Linked DNA regions of Mus musculus: region 2 is linked to region 1. A link is a loop called in an ENCODE intact Hi-C map of the cell type or tissue named here. Cell type or tissue: left cerebral cortex. All regions are shown on one strand.

What was found. Peaks named below come from ENCODE experiments on the same cell type or tissue, not always from the same donor. Only the 100,000 strongest peaks of a DNase experiment are listed, where the experiment ranks them.
Region 2: a loop joins it to region 1, with 2.6 times the contacts of the local background. A loop is called at or near these places in 1 of 42 quality-filtered maps.

What each region holds. Positions count from the first base shown.
Region 1 is chr15:83,130,949-83,138,948 of GRCm38, forward strand. It overlaps Poldip3 (polymerase (DNA-directed), delta interacting protein 3), which reads right to left. Exons shown (of 9, transcript NM_178627.4): 2 at 7,184-7,574; 3 at 6,520-6,606; 4 at 4,346-4,441; 5 at 2,199-2,378; 6 at 1,629-1,706; 7 at 533-662. Among named protein-coding and RNA genes, the nearest start is that of Rrp7a, 12 kb to the left of the region's middle. In left cerebral cortex, no CTCF peak of the experiment used is centred here; DNase peaks (open chromatin) are centred at 3,911 and 4,760.
Region 2 is chr15:82,267,839-82,275,838 of GRCm38, forward strand. Septin3 (septin 3) reads left to right here and starts at 964. Exons shown (of 12, transcript NM_001368785.1): 1 at 964-1,229; 2 at 3,595-5,027. The coding sequence starts at 3,614. Gm52180 (a long non-coding RNA gene) reads right to left here and starts at 7,606. Exons shown (of 3, transcript XR_003951511.1): 1 at 7,276-7,606; 2 at 4,506-4,783. In left cerebral cortex, a CTCF peak has its summit at 3,539 (motif pointing left); DNase peaks (open chromatin) are centred at 589, 3,555, 7,262 and 7,816; H3K4me3 peaks cover 1,421 bases; H3K27ac peaks cover 1,184 bases.

The sequences.
Region 1 (8,000 bases):
AGCAAAGAATAGACATTTCTCTAGCAGACGCATTCAGCAGGTAAGCACACAAAACATGGTCAACACCACCAGCCAACAGGGGAATGTAAACCATCTTTGCTTTTCTCTCCTTCCTTGCTTCTAGTACAGAGCCCTGGTCCTCAGCAGGCCCACAGCACACTCATAATGAGCAAGCGAAAAAGGAGCATGGCCCAGGGCTCCCAACTGTGGAGCTTGAGATTAAATAAGAAGCTGTGTATTCACTGGTAGATCTTCCCCAGAAGCCAAGACTCCCGGCCTCTGAGACCGCAAGCCCGCCCACATGTGAAGGGAGAGCTATGGCAATCGGCTTTCCCAACCAGACCCTTTAAGAGACTCATCCACTGAGACACACTACTCAGAGAGTGCACAGCACTGCCTCTTCCTGGTATCCAGAAGCCCTAGTAGGGTGAGTTCCCCAAGACGTCTTTGTACCAATGTTGAGGATAGTTTACCCCAAAAGCTCACTGCTTTAAAACAGAGGGGAGCGTGATGGTAGCCTCCCCTAACCTACCATCCAGACATCGGTTATTGTACTTCTTATAAGCAGTGATGGCGTCATCCTTCTTCACGAAGACAACTTCTGCTACCCCAGGATGGACCAGTCGAGCCCGCTTGAGAGCGCCACACACACAGAAAAGCTCCTGCAAAGGACACGTGAGGTTGGGAGGGACATGCAGACCACTTGCCGCTCACTCTCCAAAGACTGCACTGCAGCGGCACACCCAGGGTTTCAGGGTGGGTCCTTGGCTGCAGGTCTTCTTCACCTGCAGTACAAGGGACCGCCCACAAAGTGCCCTGCCCCAAGTTCTCCCTGTGCAGTTCCACAGTGATAATACTTATGGACTGTCAGAGCTCTGTGCTAGAACTGGGTCCAGGCTTATCAAAAGGTTTTCAGAGACCTCTGAGATAGACCCACAGAATGACGGGGAAAGGCAGTGGCTAGTGCATCATGGAGAGGGAGACTTGCAACTATGGATGCTGGTGTCCTACTCTGGATGACTGACAGTCAAGGTTGCCTGATGAAGGGGTTCCCAGGACATGGCATGAGACTGAGCACTAAAATCAGGAGAATCCTAGCAAATAAGAGACAGGTGGCCAATGGGTGTTGCCTTCTGCTCTCAGGCTGTGTCCCCTCCTAGCTGGCTTCCTGCCACAGCCTTTGGGATGAAGTATGGCATTAAGTACAAGTGTGAACTACACACCCGGCTTCAACTGAACTCATCTTTGAAGGAGTGCTCTGTACATGTGGTCTTCATATGTAGTCACCACATCTTTGTGACAGGGGAGGCAGAGGCCACAGAGAGTATACCACGTGAAAATGGATGAGAGTAGCAAATCAGAACTTAAACCTGAGCTGGGAGTAGTGAGGCAGGCGGAGGTCTGTGAGTTCAGGGCCAGCCAGATCTACAAAGTGAGTCCAGGGTAGCCAGTTACACAGAGAAACAGTGTCTGGAAAAACCAAACCAAAACCAAACCAAACCAAAAGCCCTACCCTGAACATGAGCATCCTTTGAGTTCCAGCAAATCATGACCTGCCATGGTCCTAGGAACTTATCCCACAGAAGCAGCCTGTGACTAAAAGGTCAGGTGCCCATGACGGTACTTACAACTATGTCCTCCTCTGTGACTCGGGGGTGCAGATTATTCACGGTCATCTTGGTGCCTTCCAAGGGGCTAAGCACAGGCTGCCAGCGACAAGCACGAACAGAGTCAGAAAGTAGCACGCACCCCACAAAACTCACCCCAGACAACTGGCCAGGAAGGCACAGCAGAAACCCATTCGGAGTGCATCCATCACACCCTGGACAGTGCAGGCCAGGAGACTCCTGCTCCTTTCTTAGGGGATCCAGACCCTTCACCCCAAGCTTCCGCACAGAATGCTTTCCTTGCTTCTAGACCCAGTCAGAACAAATGGTGTAGGCTTAAATTCCTGAGAGACCCAAGACACCATCTCCTCCTGGTTCTCAGTACTCTCTCCTGGGACCCTCATGCCATGTAGTGTGCTCTCTCTACCAGGGTCCTCACTGCCCAGCAAGCTCACCGAAGATCAGCAAGCTCGCTGGTTTATTCATTGCAGAAAGGGGAGGTAACATCCACGTCATAGAGTGTTCTGAAGACCCTCTAGGGTACACTGACACCCAACACAGGCCAACACGTAGCTGTAGCTTTCCCCTTACCTCAGCAGGCGGCAGCTCTTTGGGAGGCTCCTCCTTGTTCACCAGCGTCCGGGACATGCTGGTCAAGGCTTTGGTTCGAACAGAGGAGGGGAGAACAGGAGCGGTGTAGGCATCATTCTGGACCACTTTTGTGAGAGGGAGGGCCTTGGACATGGACAGCTTGGAACTGCTCAGTCCAGTCTGCACAAACAGGAAGAAGAGTCTGAGAGACCAGTGATACAGGCCACTGTGTGACGAGCTAAAAACAAGCAAATGCTAGACCCCCAAAGCCTCAGTCCAAGCACTTAGGGTAAGGCGGCCAGTACACTAGCCAGCAATGCCACTACTAGGGAGAGCAAGAGAATTTCATACAGACAGCCAAGAAAGGACCAAGGTAACTCCACCCTTCCCTCCTCCATTCGCCCCCTGCCTTACTTAGTTTTAGTAAATAACTTGTCCCGGACCCCACCCACCCACCCTTCCCAGATAAACCTGGAGTTAGCCAGGACCAATTAGTTACTTGCTGACATAGATACAACCAATCATCATAAAGGTCAAGTTGTCCCTACTGCCCTTTTTTCCTGCTTCAGTTTTATGGCTTAAAAGGCCTGTGTGCTACCTGCTGAGGGTCTGGCCACTTCTCTAATTGATCAGCCTGCGGCAAATAAACTGTTCCTGCTTGACTTGTCATCATGGATGTGACCTGAGACTCAACAGCCACAGGCTCATTTACAGCTGGTCAAAGGCCAAAAGCCTGAGGTCAAGCTCACTGCTCCACAAGTGTCTAACGCCATGGAAGGGCTATCAGCTGGCAGATGACTGAACACAAAACTCTTTGTATTTTCTTTTTTAATGATTAATTTTTCTTTTCTGTGCATTGGTGTTTTGTTTGTAGCTATATCTGTCAGATCTCCTGGAACTGGGGTCACAAATGGATGTGAGCTGTCATACGGTTGCTGAGAACTGAACCCAGGTCCTTTCGAAGAGCAGTCAGTGGTCTTAACCTTTGAGCCATCTCTCCAGACCCGAGGAACTCTTAGGAAGACACAGAACTCCTAGCTTTTGGTCTCTGACCTGGCAAGGTCATGAACAGTGAGCCTCTGTAGCTCCAGCTTCCTGTAAGAAGCCTAGCACACACAGACCTCAGAATCAGCCCCTCCAGAGCTGAGGGTCTGGTCCCTTGGAAACAAACTCCTCATACTGACTTGTCTAGAAAGACGCGGGAACTAAAGCAGCAGTGGTTTTGCTGACTTAGGTTTGCTGTCAACTGAACAGGAAGAAAGGAGGGATGCCATAGCCAGAGAAGTAGAGAGAACGCAGCAGGGTCACTTCACCATACTTCTGCTACTCTGGCTGAAGCATCTTCCCCATGGCAAACTCCACTCTCTCAAGCCACTTCCTGTGTCTCAAGAGCCAGGACAATGTCCTGGGAGCCATGCTGATCTAGCTCAACAACTCCATGTACTACTTGGGTACAACTCCATGTACAAGCTGGGTAATGTTGAACAGGTTCATCTACCCTCTATGTGCTGCCTCCTTATCGTAAGAAGAAACCCATGCCATTGAGAAGCAGCAGCGATCGTAAATGAATTACTTTAAGCACTGTTTTCCCACCTGGAATAAGCAATGGACTAAGCCAGCATAGACAGGGAGACCCAAATCGTCTCCTTACTGTAAGTAAATGAGCTGGCATCATTCAACGTCACGAGCACTGTCAGGCCTTATTCAGTACCCAGGAGATTGCATTACCGTTGGGATCCTGGCCAGAGCTGAGTCTGCAGCAGGAGCTTCCTCAGGCTCCCAGACTCAGCTTTCTCACTTCTCTGCATGATGTCTGACAAGACCCTTAACTGATGCAGCCAACTTTCTTGACTTCCTGGTAAACTTACACTGCTTACAGTTTACCTAGCTGCTGTACTGTTACAGTAGCAGAAAATGGACTAAGACACAATTTCCTTCAAGTGATTCAAACCAGCCCCTGGGACTGCAGCTCTTCATTGTCACTGCATAGGACCTTGACACCCCAGTATTAGCAATGTTAAATCAAGGAGCTGGCTAGTTACAGCTCTAAAAAGCTTATAGCCCAAATTAATGAGAGGCCTGTCCACAACCTCACCCATCCGTCCACTTAATCTGATGCAGCAAGAGAAAGAAAAAAATCGGCATACCATGTGGTGAACAAGGCTGCCCGTGGCTGCAAACTTCATCTGCTTGGGAGGGACAGGCACCACAATGTCATCATCTTCATCCAGGTCATACAAGTTCTGAGAGGAAACAAACAGTAGCTGGGCTAGGGAATATTGCTCAGTGATCCCTAGCACCCGGAAATAAACAAATCCATCAGCTGGATAAATGCTAAGACAGCATGCAGGCCCTCAACACACATCTCAACCAAGAGCAGAGCAATGGCTGCTAAATGAACAAGGACGTAGGAAGGAGTGCGACACACGAGTACAGGGGTCGAGAGACGTGTGACCAAAGGCTTCACGGGGACTCCTACCACAGACCAATAACACCTGCTAAAAACTACTTCTATGTACAGGAGCTCAGAAATTCCTTTTTGGTAAAACATCCATGTAGCCCAGCTGGCCTGAAACTAAATCCTCCTGTCCCCAGCCTCCCAAGCATATGGCCAGAAATACCTTTTTATAAGTAGCAAATGTATATCCAGAAACTCTACAACATTTTATATTCAGTCAGAGACATAGTCTGAGGAAGGAAGTCATTGTGAATAGATAACAAAGTATACTTATACTACGTACACAAACCTAGATGATAAGATAATAGAGCTTTGCATAGCTAGTCTGGTATATGCCTCTGTAGACAGTCTATCACTGAGTACAATGTCGCTGTGAAGTACAAGACTGTATCAATTGGCTTAGAAAGTCATCCCACAGTCTGGTCTGTTGGAGTAAACCTAAACCCTACAAAAGAGTTTTATCCCAAAGATGTTCACAGTATAGTATTTCTGGAAGGAAAAATGTCAACTCAGAAGATTAGCCAGTTGCTAAACATGTTACTATAAATTTGAAACAAATTCTTAAGAAAAAAAAAAGGAACATTAAAAAATTGGGTGAGAATATACTCTCAATCCTACCAAGGTATTAAACAAAGAGTAGCAGCAACAAAGGAAAAACCAGGAAGACTGGAGGAGTGGGTCAGTGGTCCAGTACTCGTCCAGGACCGGAAGGCCCAGCACATTCCCAGCACAGGAAGCTCCAGCAGAGTTTCAGTAGTGCCTGCTTGGTGGACAGGCACATGAGGGTGTTTTCCCCATTAGACACATGCAGTGTTTATAAATCACTATTTGATTTTCCTGTCTTCTACTGCCCTTTATGCCTCTCCTCTCTCAACAACAAGTTTCCTCTCAGAGGCTGGAGTAGCTGCTTAGACGGTAAAACACAAAGCTCTGGTTTCATCGGCAACACAACGTACCAGGAAGGTGGAGGCAGGAATATCGAATGATGTTCATAATGAACTAGAAACCAGCCTGACTACATGAGAGATGGCTCAGCGGTTAAAAGCACTGACTGCTCTTCCAGAGGTTCTGAGTTCAAGTCCCAGCAAGCACATGGTGGCTCACAACCATCTGTAATGGGATCTGTGACAGTGTACTCACATATATAAAATAAATAAATCTTTTTTTAAAAAAGTTTCTTTTTGGAGACAAGGTCTCCCTATGTATGTAGCTGAGGCTGTTGTAGACATTGTGACCCTCCTGGCTCTGCCTCCCTGATTATACATACACCATGCCTGGATTAAGAAGTTTCTTTTTTTAAAACAAGGTCTCTTTCTGTAGCCCAGGCGGTCCTGAAATCACTATATGGCCTAGGTAGGTCTCAAATGAATGAGCTCTGAGCCAACTTCCAAGTACTGAGCTTACACGTATGAACCATCATCATGTCTTCTAAAGGGCCTCTGCTTCTTTTTCTGCAGTAGCATCTCACTATGTAGATCAGGCTGGTCTCAGACTCATAGAGCATCACCTGCCTCTGCTCCCCAAGCTCTAGGATTAAGTGTGTGCGTCATCACAGCTAGCACAAATTTCTTCTTCTTCTTCTTCTTTTTTTTTCCCGAGACAGGGTTTCTCTGTATAGCCCTGGCTGTCCTGGAACTCAGAAATCTGCCTGCCTCTGCCTCCTGAGTGCTGGGATTAAAGGCATGTGCCACCAAGCCCGGCACAAATTTCTTCTTAAAGCTCACAAATTCCAAGGTGAAAACCTTCTGGTACTTTGAAATAGGAGCCTCAGGCCAGTCCTCAGCCGATCTACCCTAACAGATCTCGTCAAGCAAAATGCATGCATACAGACCCCCACGTGGGTACCAGACACACTCATTCTACCTGTTTAGCCTGGTGGTTATTGACAACATTGATCCTCATTCCAGCAGGATGGGCATGAAGTGGCACCATGGCCTTTTGCTGTGGAACCTAGGAACATCCAGTAGTCACAATCCATCCCAGAGGGTTCATGTGCACGCTACGTAGGTCAACGAATTTAAAATACTTTGGTGTAAACAGCTATCAGCAAAGGTCATGCAGTAACGGACCTGAAGAGCTCAATGAACTTGGCTCAGTGAACAAAACTTACACAGTTAGCTTTGCAGTTTCCTTTCCTCCTGAGTGGTGGTTGTCTGGGGTGGCCAGGGCACTGCACAAGCAGTCAGATCTCCTGGGCTCCGACCCTGGTCCTGCGACTGACTGGCTGACTGAGTAATGTCAAATGCATTACTTCCCATTTCTTACTCTCTTTTATAAAACTGAAGTAGTAACACTACATTTTTCTCTACTTTGGTCTCACTTTGCAAAGTCAGTTCATTCTTTTGGACCTCTTCTTTGAAAGACAACACCCCGTGCTCCACAGACTGTCCGAAATGCCTTTCTGAAGTCGGAATGTGCTGGACCAACATCTGGAACAAACTGCATTTTGCCATTCCCCAAATTTCCCTGCATACTTCTAGCCTTCTCCCCAGGTTTCTGGAGACGCTGGAGGGGAGCCACAACCTACCTGGATAGTTTTGGTGAGCTTCAGAGCTGGGGTTACAGTCCCAATGGGCGGGCTTGTGAACGCAGCAGGGGATCTCCTCTTCAAGCTGATCTTCTCCCGGGCATCAGCCACCTGGCGGGGCTTCTGGGGCACAGTGCCCTGCTGCTTTCGTGAGTTCAGCATCTCCCTGGCATCCTGTACTTTCCCTTTGATCCGAAACCGGGCGTCTTTCTGCAAAAGCTTTTCCCGGGCATCTTTGACACCCAGCTTGAGCCGAGCATCTGAGAGCCCAATCTTCTGTCGGGCGTCAAATCTCTGCTGGAAGGTGGCTGTGCGAGCTGGCTGGTTAACAAGACTATGCTGGATTCCAACTCGAGACCGGACACCTCCAATTCCTGGCCTGACACTGAGCCTGCAAACACATAATCAAACAGGAAATGGATCAGGGGCTTAAGAGCAGCCCATGGAGGAGAGTTGGAGACACTGACCAAAAAGCTTGTCCCGGAATTTCCACAACCCTGCTGGCACCCAAATACACAGAAACATAAATATTTCTTTCTCGCCCCAGGCTTTTAGCTTGGCATCATAAACAAAACCATGGAGAACCCATTACCAGTTCAAACTGTTTGCTCTCTTGGCATTCTTTTAGTCAACATTTTATATACCTGCTTTCTGTGTGGAAGGCAGGCAGACCTGGTAAAGCTGCCCCTTAAAACAAATGGTGCCTCTATGCAGGCAGGTACCTCTTAGCAGGACTAAGGAAGCCGACCTGTAGGTCTCAGCACTCAAATGTCTAACAGAATAAAGATAAAGGATGGATCCGCAGCAGGATGGATTG
Region 2 (8,000 bases), 860 kb before region 1:
AAATGACAAGAGGTTTGCTCAGAGATGGTCAGTCAACCCTGGAGGGAAAGGAGGCAGACCAGCAGGCGAAAGACAGAGATGGATGGGACGCGGGTCTTGCTCTGAAAGGAGGGAGGCGGGGTGGATTCTAGATCTTCAGGCTGGAAGAAATCACTTCAGGGCATCTAATCTCTAACTGAGAAGACAGCTGAGAACTAGGAGGGTTTTGTTATTGTTGTTAGGTTTGGTTTTTTTGTTTGCTTGTTTTTTTCCGGGACAGGATTTCTGTGTAAAGCCCTGGCTGTTCTGGAACTTACTGATACCGGCCTCTACCTCCTAGTGCTGGGATTAAAAGTGTGTGCCACCACCTCCTGGCCTATTGGACAGGAGTCTTATAATGAGTGGTCAGGCAAGGAGAACCCAGGGCCCCTGACTTCAGCCCCACCCAGCTGCTTGATCTCCAGGAGGTAATAAGGCAGTGTAGGCCCTACAGAGCCGGCTCCCCAGGGTGTCCAGGCTGATTTTGCCACCTCTTTCTTTTCTCAGGGCCTCAAAACATGTAGGGAGGGGAAAGAACTCAGACAGCGCCCCTCCCCCTCCACTGTGATTGCTTGCAGGTTGCCTGGTAACCAGGGCATAGCCAGCTATGGCAACCTAAGGCTCAGAGGGATGAGAATGGGATGAGAAGAGAAGAGGATCCTGGGCCCACACGTTCATCATTCAGTCACTGTGAGAAACATGCTGAGTGATTCTTGTTAGGCCCTGGGACCCAGAGAAGGATAAGATCTGCGTCTTTCAGGACTTTGCTGTCCAATATGGTAGATGGACATTCAAATGAAATAAAATTGAAAAAAAAAATCCAGGTCCTTGGTCATCATAGAATAGTGGTAAGTGCTCGGGAGCCGCCTGTGGCTGGTGGCTATTTTATTGGACAGTGGACACATAGAACATTTCCATTATCACAGAAAGTTCTATTGGCCGGCCAGAAGCTCACTCGCCAAGGCGAGCAGCTCACAGGAAAGCAGGCCAGAGCCCCCAGTGTTGTGGGGTATGGCAGAAAGGAAGTGGCAAGATGATGGGTCGAGGACATGCCAAGAGAACGTTGGGCTTGGCTCCTGGCTCAGAGTGAGTGTTTAGGGCACGTCTGTGGCCTGCACTCTGTGGCTGAGATGCTGTGCCCATCTGCTTACGGGCCTGGCTTTGGCAGAAGACTCTGAGTTTCTCCAGCCTGGCTCAGTCCCTGGCACAGAGTAAGTACCCAGCCAATGGCGTCTCTTCCCACCACGGTCCTTCTCATACTATCATGTGACAGAGCAGCCTGGTGCTGGGGAACCCAGGAAAAGGTTCTTAGCCCAGTGGCCACAGGCTGCTGAGGATCTGCCTCACCAGAGACAGCTGGGGTAGGTCTGTGGATTTCTTTGAGGTCTGGCCCGGGGCTGGCTAGCTTCATACCCCGAGTCTTACTTAGCAGAGGATCTGTCTGAAGCAGGATGGGTCTCAGAGAATGGATTTGAAGGGTACAGTTGTATACACAGAAATCCCAACATGAAGCACAACCGCAGGAGCATGGACACAGATGGCCCTGGGGTCAGCAAAGTCTTAGGTGGTTGCAGAGGGAAAGTGGGAGGGCATGAGACAAACAGGGACATCACCGTTGGAGTAGCTCAGTTCTCTCTTACTGGTGACACTTCTCAAGGGTCCAGTCTTGGAGACAAGGACACATGGGTTATGTGCCATCCCCTCCCTAGGTGGCTCTGCGCGTATAGGGCAGCTCAGCTGGCTGACGCCCATAGCTCTGTAGGATTCCAGAGACTCAGAGCAGCCATTCACTGCCACCCACTCTCAAGAGGCCAGAGCCTCCCTGCCCGGAGCCCAGTCCAGCGAGAGGGACAGGTCAGGGGAGAACTGGGCCCTCAGCTAGTGGACTATGATCAGGAGGCTTAGTGAAAGCTCAAGAGAGGACCCAGAGAAGAGAGGTCTCTGAGCCCGGCCACATGGCTAGCCTCTGGGTGCAGAGGAGTGGGTGGGGTCTGCAAGAGGTCAGCTTCCTTGACTGAAAACCACCGGCTTCTTTTCTGTCTTCTGATCCAGGTAGGTGTGCCTGCCTGTTTGTGTGTGTGTGTGTGTGTGTGTGTGTGTGTGGGTATGTGGGGAGGGTAGAACCAAGGTGTTCACAGGACACGGGGCTCACTGAGGAGGCAAGGATCTAGTGACACAAGAACAAGGTGACCTCAGGAGTTCTGGTCCTTGGGTCTGTGGCTAAGCGAAGGGTGAACACGGTGTGCCCAGGTGCATGTGGTGGGAACAGTGGGCAAGAGAGGTCAGGGCGGCAGGGATATGCCTAATGGAGAAGAGGCAGAGAGGCTGGACAGTTGAGAGAAATACATGGCCAGAGATGATAGGCTAAAGCCATCCCTTAAGGCAGAACAAGAGCCCCCTTGCATCCTGCTTCTCCTGTTCCAAACTTCAGAGAGACGGATGCGATACCACTCTCTACTGGCAGCCCTCACCTCCCCCGCCTCTCCCCTGCCCTCCCCCCCCCCCCCCCGGCCAGTCTTGGCCTGTGGTGTTGAAAGTAATGGAGATAACTTTGTCCCAGAGGCAGCACCAGTCAGCCCCCTGGGGACCCTGGAGACCACCTTGGGGAGTATGGTTCGACTACCTGTCAACCTGTCACCTGTCAACACTGGATCATCGAGCTGGGGACCCCCTTTTCTCTCAACTCCCTGCCCCCAGGCAGCCTTTTCCAACCTCATCCCTGACCCACTGCCCAGACCTCAGAGTCCTTCAGTCACGCCCCACGGATCCAGTACTCTCAGATCCGTTCCCAACATTTCCCCTTTCAAGCTGTCTTTGAAATGGTTGTTCCTAAGAGCAGCGAGCATCAAGTTATCTTGCAGGACCCGAACAGCTTTGCAGCCTCTCCTGGACCCTGTTCACCTTCAGCCTTATCTCTACTCTGCCAAGCAGAGCCTGGAAGTCCTGTGCTGGGGCTTTCAAAAGGAGGCTCTCCCTTCTCATCTGTGGGCTGTCCTTAGGAGCTGCCTGATGCCAGGCACAGTTTCCTTCAGCTGACATCCACCCTATTCAGGCTTCCCCCAAATGTCTCTCACCAGCAATACTCCAGCTCAGGGGCTCTTTCCTAGTGGGGTGCAGGGACTCCCGGTTCAGACTCTGTTCTCAGGCCACCTGGACATCCCACAGTCTCTGACCCAGATACCTGGACTCTTGTTTTCATTGCTATGGTGGTTTCTGCAAGAGACAGGCAAGATTGCCTTCCTCCAGAGTCCTTGAATTCATATGTAACCTCCACAGAGCTGTCCAGGGAGAGCATCCACCCTCCGGAACCAGGGAAAAGAGACAGCTAAACTCCATGCTGGGTTCTCTGATGTCAGGGGCAAGTTGTTTGATGGCAGTGCCTATAATGTGGCTGCAGACTGGGCAGCTGTATGAGGTGTGTGTCAATCTGCAGCAGGTGGAAGCTGTTGGGCCATAGGAAAACACAAACTCCCCTAAGGCCCTCACGCTAGGTTCCCTCAGGCTGGCAGCGCCACCTGCTGGTTGAGAGCTGAGACTTTGTCCTTGTCCCTCCCTCCTCCCTTGTGATTGCCTTAGGGAAAGCTGGACAGCCTGGATGAACCACGCCTTCGCACCTGCTCCTCCGGAGATGCAGCCACACAGGGCTCCAGGCCCCAGAACATCTTTCTCTCACAGCCACATGCTGGGGCACCACACCCACCAAAAGCTCACTGCAGATGTGTCCCCCCTCATCCCTGTCATCAAGAAGACTGGGCGTTTGGATGCCTTCCCCCAAAGCAGTGTCCTAGAGAATTCCAAACAGCCAAGCATTAGATCCAGGGCCTGTAGTATGTCCCAACAGGGCACTGCCACGGGGTCCCTGAGTTCCATGCCTCCCAATAGCTTTATGCCCAGGAAACTCAGCTCTATTTCCTTAACAATACACCAGAATGTCCAAACGCGGCCCTTAGATGCCTCACTTTCTCATTGGGAAGAATTGCCCAGTTTGCACAAGGAGGCTGTCACCCACAGAGAAGGGAGGCTGTCTGCTTCAAGTTTGCCACTCATGGCTCATGTGCCACAGGTCAGGACCTCCTCTGAAGGCCATGGGAACCCAGAACTTACCAAAGCCAGCAGAACACCCACAGGGAATAAACCTCTGGTGTCTTCATGCCTGACTTTACCTTTCCAAGCTCAGTTCATTCAGAGTTCGTCAAGCCTCCCGGGGCCAGGTCCCATGGGACAAGTCCCTTCCAGAGCCTCTCCAGGAAGAGGCAAGTGCAGGCCCAGGGGTATTCCCAGATCCCGAGCATACCTCCAAAGGGCTACCTCGGCTGCAAATGTGTCTGTTGTGAGCACAAAACTAGATAAAGCCAGACATATAGGCACAGTGGCTCTCCACAGACCGGAATTGGCTATCAATATGCCTACACTAAACCAGTCCAGACTGGTCAGAAGCGCAGAGCTTCCTGTTCTGGATGCCAGGATGGACCTGGCCACCAACTTACCTGTAGTATCCAAGTCAGGAAAAGTGACAGACTCAATTGCAGCAGGCACAGCCAGGGATTTAGCTAGAGCAGTGACAACCAAGTCAGGCCAGGTTCCGAATTTGGTAACTGCAGCATCAGACAAGCAGGAAAGTGTCAAGCTTTTGACCACGGGGAACTCAAACGTGGCTTTGCCAACATCGGATGAGGCCAAGCAGGGCATAACCAGGTTGGACACAGTCAAAGCTTTGGCCAGAGCCACCGTAGGCAGGCCGGACACAATGACAGATTCTCCTGCACTGGAGACAAGCAGACTAGGTACAGCCATGGATTCAGTTGTGCTGGTCTGCCCAGACCCAGCCAGTAGTGAGACCAAGCCACACACTGTCAACAATGGGACTATCAGAGACACGGTTACCTATGCTACCTCTCCTCAAAAGCCGAGCAGAAGCACAGACCCAGCCCAGGACCATGGAGCTGTGGGTGCTTCCACAGACAGCCTCAAGGAACCCACCTCGCTGGACCTGGCCCCAGAACCCAAAGGTAAATGCAAGAGCTTGGTTGGGGGAAGATCTGCTGGTGGGTGAGCAGGGATGCATCCAGCTCACCAGGTTATGAAAGAGAGTGGGGGCTCTCTGGTCAGAATTGAATAGGTGGCAGAAAAGGGGGCAGGGGTTGAGGGGCTGAAGGACACTGTCAGGAGGAAGGCTCACAGCTGAGGATATGCTAAGTCCCCTTCTTGACCAGGATCTATGCTTGCTGCTGCCGCTGCTGCTGCTGCTGCTGCTGCTGCTTCTTCTTCTTCTTCTTCTTCTTCTTCTTCTTCTTCTTCTTCTTCTTCTTCTTCTTCTTCTTCTTCTTCTTCCTCCCCTTCCTCCTCCTCCTCCTCCTCTTTTTTTTTTTTTTTGAGACAGGGTTTCTCTGTATACCCCTGGCTGTCCTGGAACTCACTTTGTAGACCAGGCTGGCCTCAAACTTAGAAATCCGCCTGCCTCTGCCTCCTGAGTGCTGGGATTAAAGGCATGCACCACCACGCCTGGCTCTATGCTTGTTTCTTAGTTCTCTAAAAAGTCAGGATAATTGGGTGATTTGTAGATGATTCCAGCTTTAAGGAAAGTCTATCTGAGCTCGAGGCCTCCCTGGTCTACAGAGCAGGTTCTGGGATGGCTAGTGCTACACAGAGAAACCCTCTCTGGACATCTCCCCACCCACCCCGCAAAAAAAGGCTAATGAGCAAAAACACAGAATTGCTACTTAAAAGGAATGTCAGTGACTGGGAGGTAAAGGTGGAAGGATAACGTTCACAGCCAGCCTTACCTGGAAGTCTTGGCTCCAGCTCTTTAAAGTTGGAGGTGTGTGTGTGTGTGTGTGTGTGTGTAAATCCTATACATGTCTATAAACAGGTCAGCACAAGGGCTAGAAATTCTATGGATGTCTCAGCTCAGATTCTGGGTCAGGAGAAAGGCTTGGGAAATATCCAGTCCAATTCGTGAGCTGAGTCCTCGGCTCGTCAGAGCCTCTCCTATCCCACTGTGCATGCGGCCTCCGTTTTCACTCTTTGCGGTGTAACCCCAGCTCTCCAGCTTCAGCTCAGCTCTCTCTCCTGAACTCTGCTGGACTACTCCCCCTGGGTATCTCCAGGACATGTCCAGAGGCAGGGAGCCCTTTTCTTCTAGAACCAGCTGCTGCCCTCCCCCATCTTGCTCAGCTGCAGGAACCATGGTGATGGGATTCCCAGGTAACCAGTCTTCCTCATTTTCTTCTCCATCCCATTCAGTCTATTCCCAATTTGACTTATGTACCGTCTCTGTCCTTGACCATGTTGCTGTCCTGGAACTCACTATAACTATGTAGATTAGGCTGGTTTCAAACACCATATATGTGTAAACTGTACATACAAATATACATATATAGTTTCTATGCAGCCCTGGCTGTCCTGGAACTATGTATGTAGATTAGGCTGGTTTCAACCCACAGAGCGCTCTAACCTCTGCTGGGGATTAAAGGCGTGCACAGCCACACCTCGCAGCTGTCGCTACTATGTATACTTCTGCTTCTTCCCTCCTCTACAAAGCTGCGACAGGCACTTAGTTATTTGATGGCAGAAGGTAAAAAAAAGTCTCACTATCCCCACCCCTAACCCCACTGTGCAGCCTGCCTCTCCACTCTCTTAGATGGGGCAACCCTTGTCTGCCATCTTTCTTGCCTCAGACCAGGTTCACGTTTTGAGTGTTCTCTTACACACAGCGCTCTACCCACTCCGGGCTTCCCTGCCCGCGTTGCCCTTCACGGAAAACGCCCCTTTATTCTTTTCCTCTCTTCTCCATTTGCCTTTCCATTGGCCCTCACCTGTCCCAAATCTTCCATTATATCTCCATGATGCCCTAGCACCCGTGCGAACCAACTTTCTGTTTTCTCTATTAACATCCATAAGCTTTAAGGTCAAGGAGGTTTGGTCATCCTCAGTTCTGTGTTCTCAGGGTTGATCAACTAGCAATGCATCAAAGACTTTTTGGGTGGGTAAGAGAGGCTCAGGGAAGTTCAGGGTTATAGGGTTCAGCACCTAGGCTGGGAGCTGGGTCTGGAACCCAGTTCTCTTGATTCGGAGCTCAGTCAGCAACCGCGCCTGGGCAGAACCGCGGCGATCCAGCGCAATATCCCAATCACCGCGTGACTCACGCACGCGCACGGTCGCCGGCAGCTGCCACCAGCCTCCTGCGCCCTGGACCTGGTAAGGGGCTAGGGATAGGCTCTAAGGAGACAGACAAGGACTGGGATACAGGCACCTTACCCGGCCGAGCATCCCCAGCTCCGGCACCCGCTCCCTCGTGCTGGCGCGGGAGCTGCGGGAAGGGGAGGGGCCCTCGGCGAGGCTGGCCTGCGCGCGGGTCACGTGGTGCCGGTGGCAGCGGCGGCATCGGTGCGCGCGGGCAGGGGCGGCGCGGCGCCGAGCGAGCGGAGGCGAGGTCCCGGGCGGGCGCGGGGCGCAGGGGCGGCGCGGCCGGGTGGCGGGTCGGGCGGGTAGGCGGTACGGCGCCGAGGGGCGAGGCCCGGCTGCAGGGGCCGCTTGGCCCAGGGAGAGCCCGCGCCCGGCTCAGCCTTGCAGCCCCGCGCCCTGAGCATCTCCCGGAGGACCCGAGACAAAGGAGGATTCATGTCCAAAGGTAGGGCTGTCGCCTGGGCGCTTGGCATCGGCCTGGAGGAGGCTGCGGCCCCAAGCCCTACCAAAGGGAGGGTTTGCTGTGCTGAGGACCCCACGTGCAGTGTGACATATGCATGGACGCACGCACACCCGGTGGCACACACTTGGAAGCATAGTCTCGGGCAAAAGCCCACAGAGAAGCTTGGGGAGGTATGGAGACCCAGATGCTTAGGGAAAGCCTCCGCTGGGGCACAGCAGGGCACGCACACACACGCACAGCATGAACTCCGAGCTCGAGCTCGGGTACCAGACCACCTACAACCAGTAAGAGACCTGTGCGCTGACACATTAGTCAGTCCCCTCCCCCCACACAG